Linked DNA regions of Mus musculus: region 1 is linked to region 2. Evidence: chromatin loops called from intact Hi-C (ENCODE). Cell type or tissue: left cerebral cortex. All regions are shown on one strand. Each heading gives the region's core, and the rest is flanking DNA. Links, peaks and the distances in the headings are about the cores only.

The links. A loop is a pair of places that touch in the nucleus more often than their neighbours do. Peaks named below come from ENCODE experiments on the same cell type or tissue, not always from the same donor. Only the 100,000 strongest peaks of a DNase experiment are listed, where the experiment ranks them.
Region 1: it touches region 2 in a loop (3-fold over the local background); 6 of 42 quality-filtered maps call a loop at or near these places.

Annotation. Positions count from the first base shown.
Region 1 is chr3:101,438,366-101,454,179 of GRCm38, forward strand. It overlaps Igsf3 (immunoglobulin superfamily, member 3), which reads left to right. Exons shown (of 11, transcript NM_207205.2): 7 at 1,010-1,414; 8 at 12,519-12,929. Among named protein-coding and RNA genes, the nearest start is that of Gm40109, 62 kb to the right of the region's middle. In left cerebral cortex, for the core only: a CTCF peak has its summit at 5,067 (motif pointing right); DNase peaks (open chromatin) are centred at 5,135, 6,104 and 10,596; H3K27ac peaks cover 999 bases.
Region 2 is chr3:101,365,568-101,381,381 of GRCm38, forward strand. It overlaps Igsf3 (immunoglobulin superfamily, member 3), which reads left to right and starts at 11,558. Exons shown (of 11, transcript NM_207205.2): 1 at 11,558-11,635; 2 at 12,239-12,925. The coding sequence starts at 12,883. In left cerebral cortex, for the core only: a CTCF peak has its summit at 6,920; a DNase peak (open chromatin) is centred at 7,014; H3K4me3 peaks cover 317 bases.

The DNA.
Region 1 (15,814 bases), core at 2,931-10,930, 72 kb after region 2:
ACCACTGGTTTAGTGTCATAGAACTAGTAGGTGTCTCGAGACGAAGGTGACGGCTGGGAGTTGATGCCTTTAACCAGACTGATGGTTCCCCTGGGCAAAGCAGCCCCAGGCGGGGCCTAGAGTGAGGTGCACAGGGATAGGTCTGTAGCCTGACTCTACCATTTGCTATACTTAACATCAGGCAATTTTTTTGCCTTCTCTGTACACTGCAAAAGGGATAACAAGCCTGCCTGTTTGACCTACAAGTGTTGACTTAGTAAGAGGGGATGAAAGCAGAGCCTCCAACACTAGGTTTGGCATGTAGCATTCGCACATCCCAGCCACTATTACTTTTATGATCATAGCCAGTGTGCTCATCCACACTGAAGGGGCTGTGAATCAGAGGTCAGAACGCTCGCTCCCCAGTCAGTAAGAACTATTCTCACTGAGACTTCAGGGCTCTGAGTTTAAGGGTAATGCCTCACCCCAGGTATCCATCCACTAAAGACTAGGCTTTCCTGTTGTATGTCCCTTAAAACCTATCTAAACCCGGATTTTGTTGGGGAATTTGAGGAGGGGCTGGCAGCGTCCCCATCTGCCTGTTTCAGGATGCCATGCGCTAGAAGACCAGGGACAGGCATCTGGGTGTTGGGTGCGTGCAGTGAAGGAACTTGGCTTTTTGGAACCTTTTTTTCCCTCTTGTTTTTGCACAGAATTCTGGGATTGCTAGGAGAGAGGTTCTGGTGTCTTACCCTGGAGCAGGATGTACTGTGAACCCACACAGGATCTCAGGTCTCATGGGAAGGAGCGGACCTGGGTTATTCAGAGCCTGGACCCGTGAAGTCTTAGGAACTGTTGTGTTGGGCCTCAACACAAACCCAAAGTAATAGCTTCTTTGTGACAAGAAGGCTTAAGAACTCCCCAGCCTCTGCTCTGACTGCTGGCTTTGCCAGTGGGCCCATATTTGATAGCACACTGTCCCAGAAACGCCAGATGCTGTCCCTGGTTCATGTCTCTGCTCTCCCTACAGAAACGGGCTTTGCAGTCACAGCTATCTCCCGGACACCAGGGGTCACCTACAGCGACTCCTTTGACTTGCAGTGCATCATCAAACCCCACTACCCGGCCAGAGTCCCCGTGTCTGTGACATGGAGGTTCCAGCCAGTGGGCACAGTGGAGTTCCATGACCTGGTGACCTTCACACGAGATGGAGGGGTTCAGTGGGGGGACAAGTCATCCACTTTCCGAACTCGGACTGCCATTGAGAAGGCTGAGTCCAGCAACAATGTCCGCCTGAGCATCAGCCGGGCCAGTGACACAGAGGCAGGCAAGTACCAGTGCGTGGCAGAGCTGTGGCGAAGGAATTACAACAATACATGGACAAGGCTGGCGGAGAGGACGTCCAACCTGCTGGAGATTCGGGTGCTGCAGCCAGGTGGGTGCTCAGCTCAGGCTCCAGGGCCTCTCAGGGCCCATGTGTGTCTGCACAGCATAGTAAGGCACATGGGTGTGTGCTTACACTCTCCAGTAGGCCTGTGAGGATGCATGCCTATGTATTGGGAGACATAGGGTGTGTTCTTAAATGACACAGAGAGACTTGAGGATGTCTACTTATGTGATCTCATTAGACTCAGGGACGTGCGCTCGTAGGACACAAGGAGGCATACAAGGATGCATGCTTATGTGTTATGAGACGTGTATTTATATGACACGAGATACAGTGCATATTCCTACCTGACACAGTATAATATGAGAGCATGTTCTTCCATGATACATGAGACATGTCTGCTTATGTGGCATGGTAAGACATGAAGGGTATATGCTTGCATGACTGGAGGCCTCTGGTGAGGGCATTCATAAACGCTCTAGCTAATGACCCTATGAACAGGACATTGTCCCACCCAACCACAACACCATTGTCACACTCAGGAATTTAGCATTGGTATAGTCTCATTACCCACAATCCCCCATTCGATCAGCAATGTGCACCCCACCCAACCACTCAAGGGCGCCAACAACAACTCCAAGGAGACTTCAATTAGAGATCACACAGCACTTTGAGTTGTTCTGTCTCTTGTTTAGATAAAGGAACTCAGAGGAGAAAGGACAAACAGTTGCATTTGTTGTGTCTTTGGCCTCCATGGGCAAGATCAGCTATTTGATTAGAATTCACATTCCCTGGAAGAATTAAAGGGTAGCCTTAGGTCACGAGGCTGGTCTTTGGAGGATACATGGGGCCAGTCTTTGCCTGCCTCAGATCCTATCATGTGGGCTGAGTTTGAATCTCTATTTCTTGTGGAAGCTGAGTGGCCCAGAAGGTGCTGATTTGGGGACCAGTCTGCAGTGGAGGTTCCTTCAGACACCTTCATCAGCCAGCGTGTTGATTAAGCCTTACAGAGAGTTTTTGTTTTCTTTTGTTTTGTTTTTGTTTCTCCTGTCTTTCTGACCCACCCACTTTGCATTGCAGACACTTTGAGCACCCGTCCTCCTATCCTAGCAGCAGTGATTAGTGCCCAGCCTGGTTGCTTCCGAGGGCCCCTGACAGGGAAGTTCTCACCAGTGTCTGAGGTCATCCTTCCCCTCGCCTGACCCTGTCACAGAAGCCTTTTCTGTACCCCATTGGGAACAAATGGGATTTAGAAATGTTGAGACTCTTATCTGGCCAATTAGAGCGGAATTGGGCCAACAGGATGCTAGAGAAGAGGCCGTTCTTAAGTGGGTGTTCAGGTTAATGGGGGGTTAAGCGGAGACCCCATTTTATGTCAGCACTTGGGGAAGATGCAGCTCCCCGCCGGCTGCCTTATGGAGTCGATCCTTGGGATGGTAGCTGCATTTCTGTTGTCTGTCACTCAAGGTCAGGGTTCTGGCAGAAGTACCTGTCACATGGCTTTACAGCTTGGGAAGGTAGCAGAGACCATGCATGACCCCTAGACCTTGCTTGTCATTGCCCTGCTGAATAAGTTCCTACTGTTTGCTTGTTTCTGTTACCACTCCGAATCGAAGGCTGGAGCCCTGAAGCACACGTGCACAGCTAGTTCATTAAGGTGCTCCTTGTTTGGATCCTGACTCAAATTCATGATGGCAATTTCAGGCACCGTGAGCCCTGACAAAGGCTAGTTAAATGGTAGAGCCCAGATTCCTTTGATTTTTACTTCTGCCCTTTCCATCATCTTATTGGCTTTCATACTGCAGAGTTAGGACTGTCTTCCTGTGTCATGCTCAGGGAATGGAGGGGTCTAGGGAGGGGCAGGTCCCACTTTGCAAACTTGGACTGCCATTGAGAAGGCTGAATCCAGCAACGGCATCTGCCTGAGCATCCCCCTGACTTTGAGACTATGTGCGGTTTTACTGGGTGGTGAGTATGAGTGGAGGTTAGCACTGGGAACTTTGAGCATCTGCTGCTGCCTTCCGGAGGCTGCTGGGCCTGCTTGCAAATGATCATCACACCAGAGCTTGTTGGCTGTTGACTTTCTCTCACTGAAGGTGGGAGGGGTCAGGAAGGATCATGGAACCCTGCCCTGAGAATCCCCATCCCGCCACCGCCCGCAACTAGTTGTATTGCAGTTGGGCATTAATTACAAGTAGCCCATGAACAGCGTAGAGTATATACGTGGCCAAAAGACTTAGGAGAGTGGACTCCATTTACACAGCTGTGGTAAAGCCACCATCCCTGCTAGGTGCAGATCTTCCCATGTGGCTACTCCAAGGTCATGTTCTCGCTATTGACCCCTTGCCTATTGCTCTGTCAGTAAGCCGAATAAAACCATTGGCTCTTCCAGGCAAACTGTGGTAGAATTGGATTCTGGTTTGTTTGGGGGACCTTAAGGGAGTGAGATGTTGTATTGTCTTTCCTATGGTGAGAGGCCTGGCAGTAGCCATCACGAGGCCTGCTCTTATGGGTGGCCAGTAACACATGTCCTGGCCCTTGGAAAATGGGAAGAGCAAAGGAAAGCCGTTTGACTCCCAGCACGGCTGAGGCACAAGGGAGAGTGCGCTCCCTAAGTGTTACTCTGTCTTGTGCTAATTATTTATGCACTCAAAACCGAATATGTTCCAAAGAGCTTTCTCTAAAATGCACGGCTAGTGCAGGTGCTTTCGTCTGGGGGAAGGGAGACTGAGTGCTGGAGACAGTGTTGGGTTCTTGGAGTGTGTTATCTCCCTAACTCTTTGCAGTAACACCCCAAGTAGAAGAAGGAATGTAGCTATCACCTGATAGTAAACAGTCAAACATCGCCCCCCAACTCCACCACCATTAGCGGTGAGTGGGAGATTGGAATCCAAACCCAGGCATGCTTTAATGAAAAGTGCTGGTAGTGGGGAGACTTTGCCCTTCTTTTTGAAACCGTGTAATCTCATCTTATTCTTCTGCATTCGACCCAGGACATCTCTTATGGAACATGTTTTCCCTGGTGTGCCGGAGCCTCAGCTGTGGTAGAATTTAACGTAACAGTAGCAATGTGTGGCTGTCTGCAGTGTAAATGCCTTACTTCTGATAACTTAACTTGATTTTTCCTTAATCCATGCAGGGTCAATGGGTGTGTGGTGCCTGACGCAGCTTACAGATGGGGACTCTGCCACCCAGGGTGAATAAGTTGCCCAATGATTCATGATGAGTGGCAGAGCCAGGATTCAAGTCCAAACAGGCGGTCTGGCTCCAGAGCTAAAATTTTAATTTTATTATATACTCTGTAGACAGTGAGCCAAAGTTTTACTGACTTACGCTTTCTTCTCTCCCTAGTAGCCTATGGTACAGTGTGTATATGCATGCGTGTTAGAGTGTGTGTGTGTGTGTGTGTGTGTGTGTGTGTGTGTGTGTGTGTGTGTGGAGAGAGGGAGAGGGAGGGAGAGAGAGATGGAATGAAGGGCTTGGTGTATGCAAGCAAGCATTCTCCTCCTGGGGTGCCAGGCACCAGGCATTTTCCTTGAGTGGACACTCTGGTTTGTGGTCTGGGTTCCCTGAGTCTTGGTTTTGTAGCATTAAGGCCACAAAGCATTTGGAGCTTCGTTGAGGCATAAGTTGTTAAAGATGAAACCAAATATCTACCTCTTTTGGGTTCCTTTATTTCTTCTAACTTCTGCCACAAGGTGGCTCTAGGACCAGGGAAAAGCAGGGCAAGCCTCCTCAGTCCCACCCTCCCTGTGGAGCCTGCCTCTCCAAGCCTGGTTTAGCATCTTCCCCTAATGAATATCTTAGTGAATGTTCTTATCTGAGGAGAATCACCAGGGAGCCCAGGCTCCGGTGACTAGCTCAGAGCCCAGGCACCAGTGACTAGCTCAGACCATTTACCATCGGCTTCCACTGCTGCAAAGAAGGCCTTTGTCCCTGTTCCATTCCATTCTGTGCGGCCTGTACCCAGACTGCTTTCTGCCAGAGCCACTGGTGGGGACTGCAGCGTGGCTGTTCTCTCCATTAAGCTCTCTGGTTAGCTGGCGTGGGCGCCTTGCCATCAGAAGTGACTTGCCGCGGATTTATCATTGGCTACTTCCAATCCATAAGCATGCCATGGATCCTAGGATCCCCAAGGCGATCGATCCATAGTTAGCCTCCCTTTCTTCCCTTGATTTAGTCTGGTCCTACCCCATACTATGACCCCATGGAGCACTGAGGCAAGACTTGGTCAGTTTGAGGTGTTCCATTCTCGTTCAGTTTTTTCTTTTAGTTGTGAAGCATCATCTTGCTTCCTTCTGAGTTTCTTCAGTTCCAAAAAACACCCTCCAATTTCACATGGCTAAATACAGAAGCAGTAAGGGAAATGTCAGCACTCACTTTGCAAATGTTTACGACTATCCCTCGGTCTAGCTATTAAATATTGTGCATTAAAATTGACAAAGCAATAAACAAGCCTCCAGGCAGGCAGCGTCCGGTGGTAGAAGGCTGCTTGTCAGTGGGTGTATTCTGCTGGGATCAGACTGATGGGCAGTCGGAATGAATATTTAATGCCCTCTGCATGTTGCCAAATCTGTTTGCTTCATGTTCTCTGCTGACCTGGCAGATTGGGCTAGCCGAGAGTCTTGGGTATGTGAGCATGGGCTGTCCTGACCAGAGAAGTGGCCCTGCATTCTCCCTGGGCAGCCTGGGTTCTCCTTCCAACCCACGCAACTTCTGCCTGCCTGGTGTCTATGCAGGGCTGGGCAAGCCTGAGTGAACAAGCCCTTAGAGAAGGTCTCAGCCCTCCATTCGTGCTTCAGCCTTGTTGCCATGGTGGCAGCAGGTGTCTGCCCGATGTCAGTTACTGGCGGCAGTCAGTCAGGGTCACTGCTCTGTCAGCATAAAGGTTGGGCAGGGTAGGGTGTGCCTGGGCTTCTCTCAGTTTGCTCTTTTACTTCCCAACCCTTGCCGATTTCCCTCTGCCACCTGCCCCTGCCCCTGCCACCTGCCCCTGCGGGCATGTTTAAGCACCTGCTGGCATGGTAGGTGTGGGTGTGTCACTGCAGGCGTGGGTGTGGCACACAGGACTTCACCGTGGACTGTGGATGGGAAAAGGGTTAGACCTTCCAGAATGGAGGTTGAACCAACACCGGGAATGGATGTGTGTGAGCCAGGAGGGCCCCGGTTCATTTTTGTTAAAGGTGAGGGTGAGCCACATGGCCTGGTGGGAGTCCAAGTCTACCAGATCACTGGCTCTGTGACTGAGAAAGAATCATTCTGAAATTGGGAGTAATATTTACTTGATAGGAGTAGTGAGGAGCATATAGTTAATATGTGTGAAGCGCTTATGGTAGAAGATAAGACAGAGCACCCTAACCTGGGGAATTGGGCTTTGGTCATGTGAGGCTAATATACCTTTTTAAAAAGTATTTCTTTCTATTTTTAGCTATGCATGTATGTCTGTGTGTGTGCACATAGGAATGCAGGTACTTGGAGAGTCTAGAGGATGGCATCAGACTGGAACTGGGGTGGTTGTGAGCTGCCTGACCCTTGCTGAGAACTGAACACCTCTGCACGAGCAATTCACACTCTCAGGTGCTGAGCTGCCTCTCCAGTCTTGTGCACTCAGTTTTAAATGGCAGATTAAATTTCAGTGTGTATTTACTATCCTGAAATTAAATAAAACCGAATGCAACATTTCTAGTCACATAATCTTTAAACACCATCAGCTCTCCCACCCCCCTGGGGCACTTTTTGGTTTTTTATTTTCATTTGGTTTTGTTGGCCTCAAACCCACAGTCCCCCTGCCTCAGACTCCCAAGCTCTAGAATTATAGGCGTGTGCCACCACACCTGGCTAGGATAGTGACAAGGGACTCAGTCATGGCCGGCTGGAAGGGCTGTGACTGCTGCCCTCAACTGCAGAGTGACAGCCATTCCGAAGAGTGGCTGAAGAAGATAAAGACAAGGTCTCTAATGGTTGGCCCTATATATTAAAAACAGGAAGAAGAAGAAAAGAAAAATGGGTGCTGTGTTTACTAGAAAAGCGAAGTAGACTCCAGGCTCAAAGGCACAATTCTCATGAAGGTTATTTGAAAGTCACAGAGGACACAGGACAAAGCTTTATTGGAAAGGATTTGAGACACTACCTACCTCCTACTCCCTAAACCAATGTAAAAATCAAAAGACCTTGTGCCTCCGGGTTCCTGTGATGATGTAGGATTGTATTTGAGGGGGACAGGGATGGGGGCATTGTCTGCCCTGTGGAGGGAGAACAGATGTCCCAGGGACAGGCTCTCAGCTTGGAAGTGACCACCCTCTTGCTTGCCCTTTAGAAAGATCTCCTTGGCTAGACAGAGGCTGGAAGACTTGTCTTCAGGCTGCGGTCTGGGGAAGAGCTTATTAGGGACTGGGTAGGTAGGTCCTGGCCATGTAGAGGGAGAAGAACAGGAACATGGGCACTTCAAGTGCAGTGACTTCATGAGTGATGGGTACATTTTTCTGCTTGCTTCCCAGAGTGTACATGCATGTATATGTGTGCATTTTGAGTGAGGGGTGTCCCCAGAGCTCCCCATTGTCCCCTAATCTTCTGGTTGACCTGATTCCTTGAACTTGAAAGATCTTATCTGCCCCAGCCACTGGCTTCCTCCATCCCTGACATTCCCGTTAGATGTTTGAAAAAGAGTCTCCCTTCCTTCTCTTCATTCTTTCCTGATCTCTCCTTGACTCTCTTCTGCTCTTCCCTTGCTCTCTTGCATTGAATCCACCACACACAAGAGCCTGCAGGCTCTCAAACCCACAGGTCACTGGGAGTCATCTCTTACCCCCATTTCTCACCCAGTATAATTCTAACTTGCCAGGTAGCTGTGCCATCCACCAAATATTCCCTAAGAGCCACAGTGGGCAGAGTCAAGAACTGGTCCCGCCCCCAGTCTTGGCCACTTCCCTTTCTGACATCATCCACCACACCTGAGAATCTGGCCTTGTTGCCTGCTCTGGGTGATCTCTTCCTTTTGTTCTTCATCTGTTGGACCCCAGCTCATTCATTTTTCAGAGCCCAGCTCAGGGATCACAGCTTTTTGCAAGGTTCTCTCTCTTTTATCACAGTCGGAATTAATGACCCCTCTTTTAAAAGATTAATTGGGTTTTTAATTCAATCACCTATTAGTTAATGTGATTAGCAATGATTGGTTCATAGTTCTTTTGCCCAGGCATTTGCAAAACGAGGAGTCCTTTTAAAAGTGGCCTTTGATGTAAGGCAGTTATGGCTGAGTTTAAGGAGATTCATTTACTGAAAGAGTAAGTGCCTTCTGCATGAGCAGTGCACACATGAACCCATCCAGAGGGTGGGTAGGTGGGCTAGGGAAGCAGCTGCTGCTCTCTGCCGCTGAGCCCCTCATTCCACTGTCTTTCCTCCATGTAGCCCACTTCTGCCTCATAGCAGAGCAGCCTTTACCAGACTGACTGACTGTCTTAGCTTTGATCCAAAGCCTGGGCAGAGAACTAACTGTCCAGCTGCAGCAAGAAAGGGCATCCCCTCAAATGATGGGAGCTTCTGAGAAGGCAGATGCTGCAGTGTCCATGGACTGTACGGGCCAGCATTGCCGTCTAGCCTGCCTGGCCCTCCTCCTGCCTCCTGCTGTACGAGGGAGGGATTCACCAAGCCTACCTTTGTGTATCTTTGCTTACTTTCTCCTCTGCATTCATTGACTCTCCAAGTTTGTGTGCTGAGCAGCCACACCCAGGGCTTCCCTGGCGGAAGGCAAGTCTGGATCTCCATTGACCTTGTTCTATTGAGATTGTGATGCAGTAGGTCTGAGAGTCTGTCTCTAAGAAATTCACCCAGTGGGTCTCATGCTGCTGATCCATACTGCTTAGGATTTTTTTTTATTAATACTTTATGTATATGGGTGTTTTGCTTGCATGTATGTCTGTATACTTTGTGTGTCTGGTGTCAGAAGAGGGTATTTATTGGATACCCTGGACCTGGAGTTACAGACAGTTGTGAGCCTCCATGTGGCTGCTGGCAATTGAACTTAGACCTTCTGGAAGAACAGCCAGTGCTCTTAACCACTGAGCTGTTTCTGCTGACCTAGAATATATTTTATTCTATTTGATTTATTTATTCTGTGTATGTATGCATGTATGGAGGAAGTCGGTATGTGACATAGCACACACGTGGAGGTTAGAGGACAACTGTTGGGAGTCAGCTTTCTCCTTCCTTGGGTCCCTGTGATTTGAACTCAGGTCTCCAGGCATGGCAGCAAACACCTTATCCTCTGAGCCATCTTGATGGCTCTGTCTACAATACTTTTAAAAAGTTGGGGGGGGGGCGGCTGTGATTGGATATAAAGTAAATAAAACAATTATAAAAACTTTAGTTGTGTCAGGTATGAACACTCGGGAGGCAGAGGCAGACACGTCTCTGTGAGTTCAAGGCCAGCCTGGTCTACAAAGCAAGTCTAGGACATCCAGGGATTGTTACACAGAGAAACCCTGTCTTGAAAAACAAAAAGAAAAAAGAAAAGAAAAAGGAAGAAATTGAGTTGCCACTATGTTTGTCAATGTCTCACCTACTGTGAGTTTTGAACTCGGAACCACAAATACAAACCAAAAGGGATTGAGGAGAGCTAAAACTAACTGTTGTTCAGGGTCCACTCGGCCTCCCACTAAACTCCTCTGGAGCTAATGCATTTGGTCTGCAGGGCACTCTGGGTGCATTAGATCCACACTTTGCCGTTCTGGTTTGCAGATGAAAACACTGGTCTTTCGGAAAGTCCAGGTTCTCCTAAGGGGGAGGGAGCCGAAGCTCGCAGATGTACCTTGCCCAGGGCAATGCTGAGACAGGCTTGTGAGTGCTTCCTAATGAGCTGTGGGGCCTCCTGCCTCCCCCTGGCTTCCGGGTGTGTCTTCCCTTACCACACTCCCCCCCCCCCCCAAAGGAGAGGACATGCAGAGCTTATAGTAAGAGCTGACCCCCTGCCTACATGTCAGATTTCAAAAGTATCTCTCTCTCAGGCTTCCCAATACTTCATAATATTTTGACATGGGATGGCTAAAAAAGAGATAGAAGAAGAAGAAACTGGAAATGCTTTGAAATATTTCTCCTCCTTGGCTTGTGGCTCTTTAACCATGTGACTGAGTAGAAGTTGAGTCATAGCATCCCAGTTTAACATATGCAGTTACTATAGCAATTGAGGTTTCCTTAGTAACAGTTGCAAAAAATAATCTGGCCCCAATTAATAATACATTTTAAAGCTCTTTCTACTCTACACAGAACAACCCAGTTCATCTGGCCGAGCACCAGATGATTCAGGAGGTGCCGTCTGGACTGACTGAGATCCCGTTTGCAGGTGGAGCATTGGGTTGGAACAGGATGAAAAGGGAACAGGTAGCTTCAGGCTCACAGGAGTCCACTCAGGAAAGCTGACCAGCAGGCCAGGGCCAGTCCAGCCTCTAGGATTCCCAGTGTGCCCTGACAGTCCTTGTGGTTAAAGAAGAGGGAAAGTGGAGAGACTGGCTGGTACCAACAGATGGAAATGGAGCATGGGCCGTGGCTGATCTGATGTGATGTGTTCTCTGTGGCTGGAGGTCTTGTGTGTGAATTCTGAAGTCCTCCATGAGGGGAAAGTCTGCCTCAGCAACACGAGACAGGTCCTCAGAGGTGCTTTTGTAGTAGTGGTGTTGACTGTGGGACCCTGTTATGCCTTCTCGCTAAAGCTTTAAAACCATCCTGAACGTTCGTCTGTGTGCTACTGGGCACACCGAGGAGCAGTCTGTGGCTGTCAAATGCTCTTCTTCCTTACACATGGGTCTCAGCCCTGCAAGCCTTTAACAAAGCAGGCCAGCTAACTGGCCAGAATCTCAGGACACAACCGGGGGGCCCAGTCACACACCTGGATAGTTTCTGCACATTCCAGAGGCAGACTCCATCCAGTCTTAAGGAAGCAAGGGCTCTCAGCAGGGCCTGGAGGTGGGCTCCACCAATTGGCAGAAGCCCTCGCTATGGGACCTGTACCATACCCTGGGTTTTCCTCAGCTGGCAAGGTGGCTCAGAATTAAGATATGAAGAGAGGGGGCGGGGGTGGACTGCTGTTCTCAATACCAGCTCATTAAGAGAATTGCCTTCTCCTTTCTTCTCTGGTTAGTAGGGAACACAGGGAAGTATAATGATATATAGAGGAAGATTCTCCAGTAATCTCCAACAACATGCATTTTACTTGGGTTTGGCTTCTTGGCAACTCAAAGATGAGCATCTGCTCTGTTACAAGACCGGCAGCCTATGGAATTTGCTCTCTATTATTATTATCTGGAGTTGGCCATCCCTGTTGCTTCTGGACTGTGATAGTAAGGGGAGGGAGCTGGTGCTGGCTCTGCTCTGTCCATCACTGCCCTCATTGCTTCAGGACCTGGACTGGCCTCCTGTACCTGCCTGCTCCCACATCTCCATATCGGAGCAAACACCGAGGGGGACCTTTGCTGCTTTCCAAAGCCTGGGCACTGGGCTAGGCTCTGCAGAATAGGAGTGAGAAAGTCCACTGGCAGTGAGCACTCTGAGGCTGCAGCTGTCCCACTCTCAGGGTGTCCCCCTGAGCAGGGGATGATGGGAAATATCAGCTGCCTGCATGGAAAAGCTTCATCTCTGTTCCTGGGAGCTCGGGGTCTAAGGGAGAGGAGAGACAGGGAGGAGCCAGGTGTCAGAGAGCACCAAGGGAGGAATGGGAGACGGACAGAGATTGAGTGGAGAGCAGGGTCTGGCAGAGAAGACAGAACAATGGGGACTGTGGCCAGGGTTCAGGGTAAAGTGTGTAGGTCGGGGGAGCAGAGGAGCAGAGGGCAAGTCCTAGGAGATGAGCCAAGACAGTTGAGCAAGGGCCAGGCTCTGAGGGGCTTCTTGCTGTCCAAATGAATTCTTATTTAGATTGCACAGACAGTGGGGAGCCGTTGAGCATTTTAAACAAGGTCAAGCTCTGGGCAGATTGGTGTCTTGACTGGGTGCGGGCAGTGGCACAGGGAGAGTGGACAGGGCATGGGATGTGACAGCAGGCCAGTTGGTGTGGTTATCTAACACTGGGGGAGAGGTTTTGGGGCATGCTCATTCACGCTCTGTTCCCTGCTGGACAGCTCGAGTCTTCAGCCTAGACCTCTTATGTCACTCCTTCCCTTCACAGTGACAAAGCTCCAGGTGAGCAAGTCGAAGAGAACGCTCACCCTGGTGGAAAACCGGGCAATTCAGCTGAACTGCTCAGTCAAGTCCCAGACCAGCCCGAACTCGCACTTCGCCGTGCTGTGGTATGTTCACAAACCCTCGGACGCGGACGGCAAGCTCATCCTCAAAACCACGCACAGCTCGGCCTTCGAGTACGGGACCTACGCCGAGGAGGAGGGCCTGCGAGGCCGGCTGCAGTTCGAGAGGCATGTGTCGGGGGGCCTGTTCAGCCTCACTGTGCAGCGAGCCGAGGTCAGCGACAGCGGTAGCTACTACTGCCACGTGGAGGAGTGGCTGCTGAGTCCCAACTATGCCTGGTACAAGCTGGCCGAGGAGGTTTCAGGGCGCACAGAGGTCACTGTGAAGCAGCCAGGTAAGAATGGAAGGTGTGGCCGTCATGGGTTTCTTACAAACTCTAGGGCTTGGAGAGCTCTGTACACACACACACACACACACACACACACACACACACACACACACACACACTGCACCCCACACAAGAATGGAAGGTGTGGCCGTCATGGGTTTCTTACAAACTCTAGGGCTTGGAGAGCTCTGTACACACACACACACACACACACACACACACACACACACACACACTGCACCCCACATGCATGCACGCACTGAGGCGCACACACAGACTGCCACAGAGATAACGTGAGTATGGTTGCAGGTGCGTCAACTGTAAACTCTGGTGCCCTGAAGGCCTGTTACTGGACCTGCTTTGGTCCTGATACTCACGAGGCTCAGCACCATTGTCCCCTCTCTCATGGGAACATCTTCAGTGAGCTTCCGAGGGCAGCTGAGGCCTCCAAAGTGCAGGTGACATCCAGGACCGAGAGCTGATTGATCTGCAAACCTCAGTCCTGCGGTTGGCAGCCCTGGCTTGCTTCCTCCCGGAGCTCCAGCCCCCAGAACAATACATGACAAACCTGCTTATTTCATCCCTAGTATAGAAAGGCTGTGCCCCTCACACCTTCTGCTCTTAAATTAACATGGCTTCTGAATTCTTGTAGGGTGGCCTTCACTGCACTGTCCACCCTCTTCCTTCATGTGTCCTGTGTGTATTGTACACATCTGTGCTTCCTTAAGGGGCAGGAACACATTTGCTTCTGTGGTCCCTCGTGCCTGTGATGAGCCCCTTGTGCCATTTCTCCTGTCCTCCTTGCATCACCAAGACTTCACTCAGCACCACTTCCAGGAAGCCTGTTCTGATTTCTTCTCTATCCTTGTAGGGAGAGTCCCCTTATAAACGCAGTATGGTAATTATCTGCATGTCTTCTGCAATACTTATAAGCATGGTATGGTCAGAGAGTGTTTTTATGTCAGCAGCTGCTGGCATGGCATCCTTAGTAAGTACTGGGTGCTGAATGAACGTGTGTGTGTTTGTTTTTTTAAAAAAAACAAAAAAACAAAAAAAACCACAGGGCCTTATTTCAGCGTGGAACATGCAGAGATACTTATGTTCCTCCATCGTCCTCAGAGAGGCATTCCCAGGTCCTTCTGACTTAAATAACACCTGTCACTGGTTATTCTTCCCATTGCCTTTGCAAAATATAGCCCACCTTCATCCTGTCCATTTACTTATTCATATGTAAATAATTATGAAGCACTTCTTCATGTTTATTCTTAAAACCCACTTATCAGCTACCATGTGTTATTTGTCTATTCAAACACACACTCACAATCATACACACACTCACAATCACACACACATACACAGTCACACACACGTATATTCGTTGCCTGTCTCTTACACTAGATGAAGCTTCCTCAGTGAGTACAGGGATTTTGTTTCTTCACCAGACTCCCAGCAAAGTCATAGGACCGGGGACAGAAATCCAGATGTAGCCAGACCCATGCTGGGTGAGAGGACACTATTTCCTTCTATTCACTCCGTGTTCTAGGATCCTCTCTGCCACACAGCAACATTTTCTGATAACCATGCCTCCTGTGTAGAGCAGGAGGCACTCCTCTGAGGGGCTTCTTGTGGCTGTCACCATGACTGGGGCACTGACTGCCTACCAGGGCCACATTACAAACCTCAGGCTGCTCTCAACTCACCACATGATCCAGGCAGGCCTTGACCTTAAGATGCCCCTGCCTCAGCCCCCAAGAAGCTGGGGTTGCAGTCTGTGCTGCCTCGGGCCTTCTGAGAGCTGAGGTCTGTGGTCTGGCCCACCATGCTCTCTGCCTCGCTCTACCTCTGCCTTCCACCCCAGTTTGTCTCCATTAGGAAAACGCTGTTCTTGGTGCTCTGATCTCACCTCCAAGGTCTCTTCTCTGCTCTCTTCCTTTCCTCCTTTGGTTTTTCTTGGAGGGGGTTCCCCCTCTGAGGCTGCTGTGGTCCTAAGTGAGCCAGTACTGAAGGCCATGAGGATCCCTGTCTCGACCGTGGCCGCATCTCTCCTGTAGTGAATTTCAGCACAGAAAACTCGCAGGACGCAGAAAACTCGCAGGACGCTCACTGGACAGCTTGGGCTTTTTTCAGTTGATTTTATGGTTTGCATCTTTCTCTTTCTCTTTTTCTGTTTCTTGTTCCCCTTTCCCCTTTTCCTGGTGAGAAAGCACATATTACTGAGCCATTGCAAGCAATGGGAGGGGTCCACAATGACACACACACACACACACACACACATACACATACACACACCCCCGAGACAGTGCCAGAGCTAACAGCCTACATGTGTATTTTGGCCAAACTTGGAAAATAGGTTTCCTTCTTCGTTTTGCTTCCAGCCTTTTATTTGCAAGTGATCTTCCATGCAGTATGAAACATGCAGACAGCACTGGAGTGTGGCAAGAGTGAGCTTGCCCCACAAGTCTCTCGGGGATGTTGTACTCTTGTGTGTGTTTACAGTATCATGGCTGTTATCATCTACTGGTCTAGAGAGGTTCATTGGGGCCTCTGCGGTGTTGCAGGCATGCTGCAGCAAGAGCTATGGTTCGTGACACTTCTGCCACAGAGGGAAACCTTGTGCACAGGTGTTTAACTCTACCAGCCCCATCAGTGCTGTCCTGTCTTCACTGATGTCACATTGTTCCCCCTCCACCTCAAAAAGGAAGCAATTCGGAGGCATAGTGCTGATGCATACTAAACTGTGTTTTTCTTGGCAGCTCCTCTGTGGTTCTGGTCTGCACAGTCCAGTTATCATATGGTGAGACTTAGAAGTTTCTCCTAGCCCAGTTCTGGTGGTGAGGGCCTGTAGTCCTTGGTCATCAGAGAGCTGAGGAAGGGGAATCACAATTTCAAGG
Region 2 (15,814 bases), core at 3,447-11,446:
GCTTGTCTTCTAGCTGTCAATTTGACAGTTAACAGAGAAAGTGTGGTCTGAGTTAACTGTTGAGCATAATGTCACCTGTCTTCATCTGTCCCCTCATATCCTCGCAGAAGGATGGCCAGCTCTGTGGCCCTCTGATTGGTAGCAGTGTATTTGTGTGGTAGGATATCTGACTGCCTCGCTCTGATTCTGTTACTATAAGTCAGCAGCTATGAAAGAAAAGGAAGAAGAAAAAAGGGAGGGGGTGGGCACAACATACATTCATACAGAACTCAGAAGAGGAAAAGATGGAGAAGCTGTTTGAAGGGATGATGTCTTAGGGTCATACGGGTCCTAGTGTACAGTTGAGAAAAAAAAAAGCCACTTGGCAAACAGGGAAGGAACCCTGGTCCCTGCTCTCGTCCTCGTCCTCTGCTTACGGGGCTGCACACATGTCCTGGCATTGTGTTCTTCCTCATTTTCTCCTGGTGACAATGGCCAGCCTCCCAGACAGAGCAAGCGTTCATCAAGCAGCAGCTGTTGAACCTTTGGCACAAATCTCCCCTTGTCCACTCCTCGCCCCAGTGACTCCACTCTCTGTCCTCCATGGCAGGCCTCGGGCAAGATGGGGCTTCATTCAAAATAGCAGGCCTCATTTGTGGTGGAAACCACAAGTGTTTGTGAACCCCTCCACCACGAAGCTAAAATGGCTCTGAGGTAGGTGAGGATGAAAGGAAGGCCGGCTCGCCTGACTGGTGGTCAGGGGAGGCTAGGGGAGTTACTGAGGAATTTCACAAGGCAGCCATGGCTGTAGTAAAGGGTATTTTGGCCCTGCTGTTGATCACACACACACACACACACACACACACACACACACACACACACACACACCAAGTGTGTGTGGGGAGAGAGAGAGAGAGAGAGAGAGAGAGAGAGAGAGACTCACTCACATGTGAAGGAAAAAAATGCATTTGAACAGCTCAGGACCAAGACAGATGGCTGTAGTTGATAGAGTCTGGAGAAAAATAGCATTTCCTGCATTTGGGTTATCATATGAGCGATCGCTAAAAAAATGGCTTTGTTTTGTGCTGGATTCTCTGGGCAATTAATTGTGGAAGATCTGCTGTGAGGTCCCTGCTGAGTTTGAAATACTTGAGACATATTTCACAGATCCGTGGTTACTTCAAGCCTCCCTCCCTCCCTCCCTCCCTCCCACCCTCCCTCCCTCCTTCCCTCCCTCTCTCCTTTGCTCTTCCTCCTCTTCTCTTCTTTTCCGTCCCTCCTGATCCTCTCTGCATTGGCCCCTTCCAATTCTCCTCTGCTTTGCCCTTTCTTTTCCCAGCAATCTTCTTCCTTTTCTGTGGCTCCCCAGCCCCCATCCATAAATAGCAAATCACAAGTAAGTAAAGAGAAGGGGATGCTGAGGGGATCGCTGGGTATTGTGAAAATTACAAGTGACTTTGGGGAAAGCTTGTTGGCATCCACATGGTATCATTTGCACTGTGAACTTAAGGTCCATGTATGGGCTCCTAAGCACCAGGCAGCACTGGAGCCTGGCGGAGGGGGAGGGGGAGGGGGAGGGGAGGGGAGGGGGAGGGGGAGGGTTCCGCTGCCCCTGCTGCCAGTTATTTCCCAAGCCCTCCTGAGACTAGGCTGGGTATGAGATTTGAAGATCCCCAGCACATGGTCCTTCCCAGCTTTGATAGATGAACTAAAGAGAGCGATCAGTAATTAAAGTTCTTTGTACAAGTCAAAACAAAAAGTCTGATCACGAGTGTCTGTGTGAATCACCTCCCACAGCTGCTAAGAAGGAGGGAGTCAGATACTGTGGTCAAGTCATCCAACTTGAAAACTTACAAGATTTCCTTACCCCAGCTATCTAAGCATCATAGAGCCCGGGGGCTAGCGGCCCACTCTATGGTGAAAGTAAGTTCAAGGGCACTCGTTCATGGGATCAGTTAATCATCCCGAATCCATTCTGTAATGCTTCCGTTGAGTGCCTGCATGCTTACACAGCTACCGTGGGCAGTCTCCGACCTCGAGAAACTTATCAGGAAAAACCACATGTTAAACAAAGAGCCTAAGTCAATGGCAAGGCACGGCCCTGGACATCTCTGCCGAGCACAGAGCTGGTGAAGACATGAACTCACTCCGGAAGAAGGGGAGGAGAGGTGGTTTTTTGTTTTTGGTTTTTTTTCCCACCCATAAAAAGGGTGAGAGTTTGCCAAGCTAGTGCCAGCAGCCTCAGAAGGCAACACTCACCTCACAGAATACCTGGCGCGTGCACAGGCATGGCTCAGAAACCACAGCTGACTGGCAACTCCAGTTCATGACAGGCAGAACCAAGAGCATAGGGAAGTTGGGGAGCAACCAAGGAGTCTGGGGAGATGCTCAGAGCCCACTGGAGGAAGCCTGAGTCTTTCCTAAGCATGTGGCAGCCTCAGAGGGTCCTGTCTAAAGGGTGCTTTACAAACGTGTACACCCTGTTGGGGATGGTTCTTTTGGTTTGGTTTGGTTTGAGTCAGGGTCTCAACTGCGTAGCCTAGGCTAACCTAAACTGGCACAGTACTTACTCCAGGCTTGTCCTGAGATAGAATGGAAGACAGTGAGCACTCAAACATAAATCAAGCCTTGCCACATCACGGCTCTGAAGTATCTGATGGTCCTCCCCCCACCCCCACATGCCTCCATCCCCACACAGGACAAAACCCAGAATCCCCCAAGACCCACATGACTTGCCTTTGCCTTCCTCCCATACCTCCCTCCAGCCCCCATCATTCCCACCACTCTAACTTTCTCTAATTGGCCTCTTACCATGAAAGCGCCCCCATCCATCCTAGTAGAGGTTTGTGTTTCTGCAAACATTGTTTGAACTTCTCTTTTTAAAAAAACACGGTCTCACTATATAGCCCCAGATGACCTGGAGCTTGCTGTAGACCAGGCTGACCTTGAACTCAGAGATTCCCTTGCCTCTGCCTCCTGGATGCCACCACATCCAGCTTCGAGATCACCTCTCTTTGCTGACTTGTCATCTCTCTCCCCAGCTAGACTTTACTGATTCATTTGACTAGCATTTGTTGAGCACAGGCTGTGCACTAGCCTTGATTTTCAATGTTGAGCATACCCTGGAGAACCAGGCAAGACAGAACTAGGTACCCCGAGCTTCCATCCTCCTGGGAAGACATAATAAACAGAGAAGCACACAGAAACAGAGTCCCACAGGGATAGAAATCAAGACAGCCATTTTTGTTTCATTTTGTTTTCATTAAGATTTCTATGTTTCTGTATGTGTGTACCTCTGTGCGTCTGTATGCTGCATGCTGTGGGTATCAGTGGAAGCCAGAAGAAGGCATTGGATCCCAGAAGCACAGGTAGCTGTGAATTGCCTGATGTAGGGTTTGGCCCAAACCAAATGTGGGTCCTCTGAAGAGCAGCGGTGCTCATAACTGCTGAGTGATCTCTCCAGCCCCTAGGACTGCCTTCTTAAACACCCCAGGACATAGAGCACTGTTCTCAGGAAACTGAATATTTAGTCTTTCTCCTTTTCAAAAGATGACTGTCTTGCATCTGTGTTATTTACCAGTATTATTGAATTCCTGATGTTTCAACTCCATTGTTGGTTCGCTGCTTCTTTTCCCCTTCTTCAATAGGCAACAACATTTAGGCATGTGAAGGGTTAAGCACACTTGCATGTCATTCTGGAAATATAATCGGCATCTATCATATTACTGTTATGGGAAAATATGCTCCGAGTTCCAAATAATTAACTTGCAAGTGAACTTTGAAACTGTCAGCCAGGCTCATGTATATTTGGGGGAGGTTTTGCCAAAGTCTTTGCACTCTTTTACGGGGAGAGGCAGCATGCCAGCCAAATCAGCCCAGACAGCCCTGGCGATCATGGGGTAACAGATGTCTCAGAAAAATCACCCCATCCAAAGGTTCTGCTAGGCTTTGCACTCAAGGTTGGGATTCTTAGAAATCCCAGACCTGTGCTGATACACCCCCCTGTGTACAAGGAGAGGCATTGTGATCCAAGGTTTTTTCCTTACCAGAGAGACCAAGACAAAATTCTTCAGAGTTCTTCACCTGGACCACGGCATGGCTGAAAGTGGCAGCCAGCATGGGCACTCAGCCCAGCAGCCCTGCGACGCGGAGCAGAGAAAGCTTGGGGATCAGCCAATCTAATGCCGGGAAGTCACTCTTGACATGACAAGCAGCGTGGCGTCTAGCCTACCCGCAGCCTCTAGGGCCTCTCCAGTATTTTAGCAAAGGGAGGAATCTCACAAAGGGAAGAGCTGGGTGTACTAAGGAGGTGATCTAAGGCTGTTAGGTTACAAACAAAACAAAAGAGGATATGCTGAGATTGTGATTCGGGAACGGGGACTGTCTTAGTCAGGGTTTCTATTCCTGCACAAACATCATGACCAAGAAGCAAGTTGGGGAGGAAAGGGTTTATTCAGCTTACATTTCCATACTGCTGTTGATCACCAAAGGATGCAGGACTGGAACTCAAGCAGGTCAGAAAGCAGGAGCTGATGCAGAACCATGGAAAGATGTTCTTTACTGGCTTGCTTCCTCCGGCTTGCTCAGCCTGCTCTCTTATAGAACCCAAGACTACCAGCCCAGAGATGGTCCCACCCACAAGGGGCCTTTCCCCCTTGATCACTAGTTGAGAAAATGCCTTACAGCTGGATCTTGTGGAGGCATTTCCCCAACTGAAGCTCCTTTCTCTGTGATAACTCCAGCCTGTGTCAAATTGACACACAAAACCAGCCAGTACAGGGACCGATCAAATGCTCAATGTTTGAGGCTGGGAGCAAGGATGTTCTCTAGACTATACTTGGGACTAACACTGGCTTTTTTGATTTTTTGGCTCCAGGTGATGCTATGTAACCGAGAGGGCTCCTTAAGTCAAACCAGAGAGGATGTGATTGGCAATCTGTTTTCAGTCTTTCCATTGCTGTAAAATACCTCCTAAGACTACGTGATAAACCAGGCTACGTGATAAACCAGTGGCACACACCTGTAGTGACAATTTTGAAATATCGGTTGCTTTTTTAAAAAAAAAAAACCACAGAAACACTATAAGAATGTGTTTTCCTTTTAATCCCAGGTGTAGGATGTGGGGCTGCTTCAGACTGTCCACAGCAACTCCGATGCTTCATGCTCTAGCAGGGGCGTGAATTTGCCAGCTGCAGACAGTTTTTGCAATTGTGTGACATTTGGAAACCTAGGGACTTTTCAGAGGGTATATAAATGTTAGGGCCCCGAGAGCAGGTAGTGGGTTGGTGGTTGGTTGCTGCTGTTAGAGGTTTAAGAAGTCATGTGTGAAGAAGAAAAGGAGGAGGAGGAGGAGGAGGAGGAGGAGGAGGAGGAGGAGGAGGAAGAGAAGGAGAAGAAAGAATATAAATATCCTGATGTTGAAGATCAAACTTGCCCCAAATCAGCAGGAAGTAGTCTAACGATAACACTGCCTTTTTTCCTTTTTCTCTCCTATCTAGTGTTTGGGGATTGAAAGGGTGGAGAAGGGAGGAAGAAAGAAGAACCCACAAAGTAGCAAAAGACAGCCACATGCACCCTTAATCCCAGCACTCAGGAGGCAGAGCCAGGTGGATTTTTGTGAGTTTGAAGACAGCTTGGTTTATATAGTGAGGCATATACCCCCCACCACTATCAGGGGATAAAAAAGGACTGGATGATTGAAATTTTTTCATTTAGCTTGTGGTTTTGGGGATCTAAGACAGTGGCATTGACATGGGCTTCTGGTGAGGGTCCTGTGACATATGTACGTGTTGACAAAGTAGAGTGGGAGTGGGAACGGGAATGTGCCACAAAGCTTTTGTGGGAGACAGAGCTAGAGGGCAAGCAGCGAGCTTTACGCAGCCTGCTTTCGTTCCTGTGATATGACCCCCTCATAGAAGTGGAGACCCATGATCTAATTACCTCTTCATGGTCCCACAACCTCTCAACAGTATGCCACTGGCAGCCAATTTTCAAGGAATCACATTCAATCCATAGCCAGCACATCCCAATGTTTTGGCCTTTAAAAGTCTTCTGAAGCCAAGTTTCAATCAGCTCTTGAGAAACAGAATCTTCTAGATTGGCCAGGGGACCTGTACTTGTTTTGGTTTTATGAGACAGGGTTTCTCTATGTAGCCCTGGCGCTGACTCTGTAGACCAGGCTGGCTTTGAACTTAGAGATCAGCCTGCCTCTGCCTCTGAATGCTGGGATTAAAGGTGTTCGCCACCACCACCCATTGAACCTATACTTTTAACTGTGTCTGCAGTAGCTCATGCATAGTCAGTTTAAGACTCTCTAGCTAGTATAAGCAACCTCATTTTGCAGAAGTTGGGGTCCAGAGGGTTCTTAGAGCATCACTTAAGTATCAACGTCTGGATGGGAAGCTGGAATTTCTGCCTCTGGGCCCATTGCACATTGGAGGCTGGTCAGTACACGGAAGTATAGAGAATAGTTCGTGAGGCATAGGTTCTTTCCACTCATCAGACCACTAACACTTGCAACCTCACTTGAGGGTGGCTTCTACTGTAGCCCACATTTATAAAGAGGAACCTCGGGCCACAAAGGATAAATAGCTGAGAATGGAGGCTCACACTCGAAATCCTTGCACTTGGGGCATAAGAACTGCTTCAAGTTCGAGGTTAACGTGGACCACGTAGTGAGTTCCAGGAAGTCTGGGATACAGAGTAAGAACCTATCTCAAAACAAAACAAAACAAAACAGCTTGACAAAGAGTTAGGTGTTAATAAACGTGGACCTGGGCACCTGCGTTATCTTTTAGAAGCACTGTTCTCTATCAGGAATGAAAGAAGCAAGCTCAGTTTTGTGGAGAATGGAGAATGTTCTCTCAAAAAAACCAGACTTGCCCTCTGGGATAATCCAGCCATCAGAGCTCCCGGAGGCAAACCTACTCACTTCTGTAACGCTAGGTGGCGCACCCCAGGTTCTGAGCACCCACCTGTGGGCGAAGCCTTTGGGGACTACCCACTCTCTACCCTGGTCTCAAGATATTACAGTCTCCGTGTGTTGGAAGACAGATGGCAGCCAGTGTAAGCTATTCCTAGTCTCATCTCCGGGGATCCTTGTCTGTGTAGGAGGGTAATCACTGAGGAAGGCTGACTTTCGGGAGAACTGTTCGGCACACACGTCGAGCTTCGCTTAGGCTGAGCTGTGTGAGGTAGGAGGCTCTCTGCTCTTTTCACAGGACACTTACTAGCCCATTGAAGAGCAGTCCGCACTAACAGTGGAGGGGTGGGAGGTAGGGGTGGGGGTGGGGCTTAGTCTGTGTCTGCTTATCTTTAAACAAAATGCTTGGCCCCCAACTTTCTTTCATGTGACAGGATGACTTCAGAAGACAACCCTGTATGTTTTTCCTTAAAACTCGAACTTTTTGCTGTTTTAATTTATAATTGATCCTTTTTGATTGTAACGGTCTGTGGATCTGGAAGACGCAAACTTACAGAATCTCTTGGTCATACCTTACCCAATAATAAATTTTGTTCCCCACAGCATTTGATTTAAACACTGGGTCTGTGGGGCAGGCAAGCTTGCAACCTCAGCTACTCAGGAGCCTCAGGCGATTCTAGATCAGAGTGGGTAACCTAGTACCCCTGACTCAAAATCAAAAGGGGTCTGTGGGTATATATCAGTGGTAGAGTACTTGCCTAGTGTGTGGGTGGTGCTATTCAGTCCCCAGGATTGCCAAAGCAACAATGAAGAACACGCTAATTTTCAACTTTGGCTGTTGATACGGTTTAGTGGGCAAGGGGGTTTGCTGCCAGTCCCCATGACCTGAGTGTGACATCCAGAACACACACGGTAGAGGAGAAAAATGGCTCCTATACGTTGTTCTTCGATCTCCACACATGCACACAAAATAATAAACGTTTAAAAGAATTAGAAATCAGGAAGGATTCTAGGAAAGTCTAGAGTTCCTGACTCTCTTGAAGTAGGAAATTCAGGGACCGGGATCCTTCACGTCCAGTGGTTGTCCTTGGTTGAGACTCTTAGGCTCTGTCTTCAGTGTGCCCCATCCCAACTATCCTCGTTACTGTTTTTTTTCATCTGGCTCCATCTGTGTTGAGCTCTCTGATGGAGATGAAGGGGTCTTCCAAGGCTCCAAAGTACCAGCCTTGTTCCAGACCAATTCAGGAGAGGACTGGAAGTTGAATTGTAAAGCGTTGTGAAGCAAGCCACTAATGTGCAGATGGGGGTGGGGCGGTGGATGGATTGGGTGGAGGCTGGGCTGGGGGTGGTGGGGGGATGGGGTGGTTGGTGGTGGCGGCACAGGGTGGATTTCCTGACTGGTCTTCTGGCCCTTCCTTTCTGTTGATGTCTTTGCTTCCCTAAAGACCCTGCCCAGCTCAGTCTTGAACCTGCGGCTGAGCCCCTGGAGGGGCCACCGGGTTCCGACTCACACTAACTTCATCTCATGGCTTCTGAGTCTGGGAGACAAAGGAATTCTTTTAATTGTGCCTTTCTCTCCCTGTCTAGCAGTTAGCACCATTCTCTGCATAGCCCTAGATATGGGACGTAGAAAGAACCCAGGGCTGGGAATCTGCTATGGTGGTGCAGGCCAAAGGCTGAAAGAGAAAGCCACCGGCTGCATCTGGGAAGATGGAGAAGGGAAAACCTGGGAACAGACAAGGGATTATGGAGTGAAAAGGGTCAAGATTGGAGGCCCAGGGAGATGACCCAGGAAACTGAGTTTTGAGAAGGGGTACAGCAGCTTGATAGGGCCAGAGAGCTCTAAAGCTGGCTGATATGGAAGGTTCCTTGATCTCTCTCTCTCTCTCCCTCCTTCCCTCCTTCTCTCTCTCTCTCTCTCTCTCTCTCTCTCTCTCCCCTCCCTCCCCCATCTCTCTCCTCTCCATGTTCAGTTCTTTAGAGAGTGCAATTGAGAGGCTCCCAGACTCCAGCCATCCGTTACAGCTTTCACATGTACTACCCTTAGCCAAGCTCTGACGCTCACCTAACTCACCTGCATCATGTCAGAGGCCTCTGCCTGTCATCTCCCTTCCTCTTCTGTTCCCATGGCTAACCTTTCTCAGTAGCCCATGACCTGAAGTGCTTCCCAGACCGCAAGGTCTTAGGGTCTGTGTTCTCTCTGGGCTTCTCAGATCCCACTCCTCCCAATTCTTCTTCATGCTATGTTAGAAATACTTTTAATTTCAGAACAGGTTAGCTGGCCTAGCACATGCTGTCTCCTCCAGCTGGGACTCTTCCTTCAGACCTTGCCATTTTCTCCTCCTCCCTGACTCTAAAACAGGTTTCTGTTCTAATACCTCTCTGAGAAATCCTCCTTCACCATCCCACCTAGAATAGAACTCCTCTCCCCACCTCACCCACTAGACACACACACACACACACACACACACACACACACTATTCCGTCACCTTACTTTCTTTAGAACACATGTCATTGTGTTATATATTTACTTGTTTCATTGTCTGTGTTTCTCACAAGAAGGTACTAAGAGAACAGAGACATTGCTTCACACATCGATGTTTAGGAAATAAACACAGAGATCCAGTAGGGAAGAGCTGAGAGACACCAGGACCACTGTTGTCTTGGGGTAAAGAGGGAATATGTAACATACAAGAGATTTTTAAAAATACAATACTTTAAATATGTGATAAATATTCAATTTGATATGATAGGCAATATTTATAGTTCAATTACATATGCAGATCAAATTCCAAAAGTTGTTTGGGGATACAGGATAATTACGGGGCAGACTGCCTTCAAGAAATTTACAGCCATGGGGGAGGGGAAAGGACAGATAAAGACTTCACAGTTATCTGGGCCTCCACTGTGGCAAGATCTTCATTGTCTTGTACAATAGAGGTATTGAATTGGGGGGGGGGGGATGAGTGAGTTATCAGTATATTCATTTTGTGTATGGATATGTGTCCATCTAAATGCCCAAGTGTGGAAAACCCAGAGGACAACAACCTCAGGCATGGTCCCTCAAGTATCAGACACATTTTTCTTCTGTTTTGTTTTTAACATGGATTCTGAGAACCAAACTCAGGCCCTCACGATTCCATGGCAGGCGCTTTAGCAAACAAGCCATCTTCCCAGCCCATCAACGCATTCTTTCAGTACAGTGGTCTGCTGTCACTCCGTCCAATAGGATGAAAACACTTTGTAAGCCCCTCTCTGAGCTCTGAAATCCACTGGTGGCGTCTTTGGACATGGCTGTCAGTCAGATAAAGGGCTTGGACCCCTCAAACTCCAACCTTCATCCTTCCGTCTCTGAATCCTGATCTCAGACACTGAGCCTCTCTCACACCCACCTAGACATTCCATGGAGCCCACCCCCTGATTGCCAGGGCCTCTCTGTTCCCATAGCTGCCTGTGTGGTTACTTCTATTTCCTGGATTTTTCAGCCATGATCCACCACAACATCTTTAATATTCCGGGAAAACTCTCCCACCCACCCTCCAATCCTAGGTCAAGTGCTTTTTCTAAAATGGAGCTCTGATTGCTACAGGTCCTTACTCAAACCATTCAGGGGCTTTCTCCTGGGCGTAAGCTTAAAGCCCAGCCCTCCCCCCCCCTTCCGATTTTTTGTTATAACTCTTCCTGTCAGTCTTTCCTCCAGTCTAGTTAGGGTCCCACAGGGCTTTTTCTCATAGGTACTGAATCTTTCTTCTCTGGGCATATAAAGTTATGTTTCCAGGGCCTATCATTGTCCTCTGTACCCCTCCTCCCTTGTTCCGTGGTTTTATACTCCGTTTTCTCTAGGACAAGGCTTCCTGGGCCTTACCCAGCCCAGCACTTCACCCCAGGAACACAGTGTTGGAATGGGTTCATTCCACACCATTTATGTATGGCCTACTGTTAGTGTTCCCAAGTAGATCACAAGTCTGCAAGGGCAGTACGATCCAACCTGCTCCTGTAACGAGTCGTTTTTAGCTCCTTGTGTTTGATAATATTGAGTAAGTATGGTGCCACTTGCATGGATAGCACTGTTAAGAAACTAATGACAGTTCATTTGTAACTGAGTGCTTTTGACATATGAGGCATTCCGCTAAGTGCTTTACAAGAATGACGTGGACACCTCACACAACCCTATTAAGCAGAGCTTATTTACTCTTTGTGACAGATGAGCAGACTGAGGCACAGAGAGGTTAAGCAACACAGAAGCTAAGGCTATGAACCTAGGCTGTCTCTGGGGTCCAGATTATGCTAGAGTGAAGCACAATGTGGAGGTTTGTTATAGAAATAGACTCAAGTCTCCAGCGAAGCGTTTTGCTATTGTTTACCGGGCGAAAGACGCGTCCCCGGGAGCCTGGGCTTTGGGAGGGGCCCTTGGGGCGCGAACCCCAGGTTAACTTTCCATCAGCTCATCCCAGGTGGTCCGCAGCTGCGTGCGGGTGCAGCCAGAGAGCGCCGGGGCGGTGGGCGGGGCGTTCCGGGGGCGTGTCCCCGTGAGGCCACCGCCTTCGCCCTTGCTCGCCTCGCGGGGAGCTGCGGGCCAGGCCGGAGCTGGAGGGCGGGGCCTGGGGCGGGGCGGGAGCAGGACGGCCTGAGCCGCTGCGGGAGGCGAGGAGGAAGCCGTGCGTCTTGGGAGGCGTGCGGGACACAGGACCGGCGAGCGTTCGGTTGCTGGGAGCTGCGGGGCCCCGGGCGAGGTGAGCGCGGGCGGGCGGGCGCGGATCCGGGTTGGGGGCGCGGGGACTGTGGCGTGGCGATCGGCGTCCCGCCCCGGGCCCAAGCCCCTTTCTCCGTCGGAGCCGGATCGCGCCGGGCGGGCTCAGCTTGCCGCAAGCGGAGCCCCGAGCCCCTTTTCGGACCCTTTTCTTTGCCAGTGTCTCAGACTCAACCGCCGGGGAGGTAAAACAATAGCGGGCCACCTGGGACGCGGCGCGCCCCGGCTCCCACGGTCGGCGCCCCGAGTCGCGGCCCCGCGCCAGCCCCGTGGCGACCCGCGCTGCCGAGGGTGGGGCTGCCTGCCGCGCCCCGCTCCGTAAACCGTGACGGGAAAAGCCCGCGAGTGAGAGAGGCATTTGGTGAAAGTGTTTTGAGAACAATCATAATTGCCCTGCTCTGGGCGGGGAAACTGAGGCGTGGGGAACGGAAGGTAAGATTTGTACAAGGTCAGGATGCACACATGGGCTGCCCTCGCCCAGGGAAGGGACCCAGGTGGCTCGGCTGGCCAGTCGGGTGCTTTGGCCTCTCTCGGTTTTGCGGCGGTTGTGTTGGCCTTAGATAAATGTCTGTTGTGTTTGTTTTAGGAATCTGCGGGCTTTTGTGGGACCACTCTCGAGCTATCAAATGCCAGCTTACTTCGTGTGCCCTGGGAGGTTCTGGGGCAGGTGACGGTACCGTGACCTCTCACTATGGATGGAGATGGACTTTTTGATGAAGAAATCCGAAGTGTCTTTACCAATCCGGGTGTTTTGGCTGTCTTGGGTTTTGACAAAACCTGCCTGGTTCCCTTTGGGGGATCCGAATGAGCGATCTCAGACACCTTCACTGCGAAGCCAAGGACATTTCTGTATAATCAGCGCATGAAAGGATTTTCTCAGACTCTTTCCTCCCGTTTTCCTCGAGGATTAATCCACCAGAATCCATAGTTCCGGTGGAGTCTGCAAGGCATATACAATGTGGCAGAAACCTTGAGCGCCTTCGGAATTGCTCTGGCCCCTGCCTTAGGCATAGAGGACTCTATTGCACACGCCACGCCACTCCCCTCCCCTGCCCCCAACTCCCTCCTTCTGACTACTCTGTCTTTGACTGGCTCTCATTTTCCCTGTGAAGTTCTGTTTCCAAACTGTTCCCTGGAGCTATAAGTGGATTGGCAGTAATGAGAGATTAGGCGGTGGGAAAAGCACGGTGCCCTGTGCAGTGTCCTTTTCCTGCTGCCGCTGCCGCCGACATGAAGTGCTTTTTCCCAGTGTTGAGCTGTCTGGCTGTGCTGGGTAAGTGACTGCTTATCAGTTCTATAGCTGTGAAAGTTTAACCCGATCTCATTGCTAATTCCTTGTGGTTCTCTCCCATCAACACAGCATTTTGGGAGGCAGAGGGGGTTAGCCAGAGTGTGACAGAGTGGATTAAAGTACCAAGAGGGTCTGTTTGTTTCCGACCCATCAAGAACGGTGGCATACTGGTTGTCTTTAAGCTGTCCAGGGCCTTTGGGTTAAAGCCCCTCACTTGCAAGGCTGTGGCTTAGGGTTGCTGTGTGGATTGAGGGCTTCCAGTGTCTTTACTTTTGTGTGTGTCTGCATAGGTTCCAGGGAAGTTACAACATATTGGGAACTGTGCTTTCATGAATAATGGTGCTTTTTTTTTGTTGTTGTTTTTGGAGGGGAAAGGTGGGAGTGGGTGGGATGGGGGCTGAAGGGCTGCTTTGTTTTCCCTAAGAAGTCTGTAGGCTAAGTGTGTATTGAAGACACTGGTTCTGTGTCTCCTCACCAAGGAAGTCCAGCTCATAGTCCTTGTGGGAGGTGAAGCTGAAGGCAGGGTGCTGCCTGGCCAGGGGTTGTGTTAGGATCGGTTTTCATGCCCTCAGAGAAAGAAGGCTGAAGTCCCCAAGTAGGAGGGAGAAACCGTGGTCTCAGAAGTGAGCCCCCAGTCCTCTCTGCAGGCCGCCATCCCCTGGTCTCTTCCTGGTATGATGTTGAGCAATCTCCACTATGTATTTTCCAATGCTCTGGTTTCTCCTAAACTCCATAGCTGGCACCTGGTGCCTTCTCACCTCAGACCTCAAGAATGGACACACACCCCCCCTTCTCTGCATTCAGAGAAGTTCCTGCAGCTGGTCGCTCGCGTCTCCATTCTAGGTTTCTTGCACTTACAGGATTTATCCGTGGAGGTTGTCTCTGAATTATCTGCACCCTTATAAAAGTTAACAGGCATCCGGAATGAGGATGGACTTTAGTCTTGAATTCCCATCTCAGCTTCATCTTGATTCACATGTGAGTCCCAGTAAGACATCCCAAGTCTGCATTTAAGGGATGTAAACTATCCTAAAAAAGAAAAAAAAGAAAAAAAAAATCTTGATTGCTTCGCAACATGTTTGAAACTCCAACCAGTGCGCTCATTCGGAGGTGCTCACACTTAGGCACAGGTTGGTATCTTTAAGGCATCTTAAAAAAATCTTTGGCAACCACCTCAGAGCAGTGAATCCAAATTCCCTGGGTTGTGAGTTCATTAGTGGCAGCCCTTCCCTGCCCAGCACATATGCACAGGCACACGTGTGTGGCTGGCTGTGCAGTTAGTCGGTTTGTCCTGTTGTTAGGTGGCAGAATCTCCATGTCTCCTGTGTGCTCAGGTGAAGGAAGTTAGGAGCCAGGCTTCTCTTGGCCAGCCTCTTTATGAGACTATATTTATATGTGTTGTACAGTATTTGTCACAGTGTCTCAGCTTGAATCAGCAGTTGGTGATTCATGGAGATTGAAAAGGACACAAACTGGGAAAGCCCCACCCCCGCACCGCACTTCCCAGGCTTGGCTGTGTGATTGAGGGTGGGGCTCCGGGCAGAAGGAGCCACCAATGGGAAGACAGGGAACTATGACATTTGTGCCTTTTGTTTCTTTTCTTTCTTTCTTTTTTTCCCTTTTTGGCTGTTGAGGAAATGTGAGGCTGCCTGCTGGTCTCCCTGCTCTCCCCTCTCCAGGTCCCTCTGTGGAGGGGAGCTGGAACCCTGGCATACAGTGAATGCAGTCATTTTCCCTCTACCCCATCCCACCCACCCTAGAGAGGCCCTGGAGGAAGCTAAGTCTCCAGGTGACTGGAAAGGGTTCCTGGGGTAGAAGGCCAGATCTGTGTGACAGTGGAGAGATTTGGAACCCTGGACAGACACACTAATGCCTACCCCATTCTGAGCCCCTCTGAGGGACTCTCAAGCTCCCGGCCTATCATCTGAGAGCTGAGACTGCATGGTTTGGGAGGCCTGCCTTGTACTAGTAGTCTTAACCTGGAAGAAGCACAGCACGTTTAGGGAGAGAACAAAAACACACTCCTGTCTGGTAGCCGCCTGGCATGGTCTGATTCATGTAGTTAGCATTCCTGCTGTGTGATGTGAATTAATGCGTAGTGTGAGTTTGAAACAGTAATAAAGAATCCAAGGTTTTGAACCCATGTGGATCACATACCTGGAATAAAACTTTAAAAGTTGAGTCGGTCTAAGTGCTGTGGAAAGAAGGCAGGTAGAGGAAATGACCTTCCAGAGACTGCAAATCCGAGGTAGAAAATCTTGTGACCCTGGGAGGAGGGCCACTGGGTGAATCTGTGAGATGTATGTGACCGGCAGGCTTGTGCATTTCTGCTCCCTTCCTCTGCCAGTGTCTGGAGTTTGGTTCAATAAAACAGGCTTTTATTGCCTGTTTAGGACATTGATGATTCAAGTCTTTGTCCCTATTCTCCTGACTGCTGAGTCTCCTGTCCTTTGGAGTCCCAGGTGGCTCCTCCAAGCTTATCCATTGGCTGCTACAACCTCCTCATTTCCATTCCAAAGGCATCTTAGACCTGGGCTGGTGAACAGCAGAGTCTTCACTGGCTGGAATGGATGGAGCCAGAGGGGCAGGAGAGAGAGAGAGAGAGAAAGAGAGAGAGAGAGACAGAGACAGAGACAGAGATCATCTGAGTATGAGCTGGGGTGAATGGCACGTGTCTGTGCCTGGGTGAAGCCATGTGTGTAAATGTGACATGGAAAGATGGCAGCAGCATGAGAGAAGAAGGTAGGAGCTGTGTCCCTTTGAATAGGAAGAAACCACTCCGGAAAGATGCATGTAGGCTGTAAACGCAGAAAGCATGGTTCGATTTTGTGTACCATTGAAGACACGTACTCCCAGACCAGTGCAGATGTT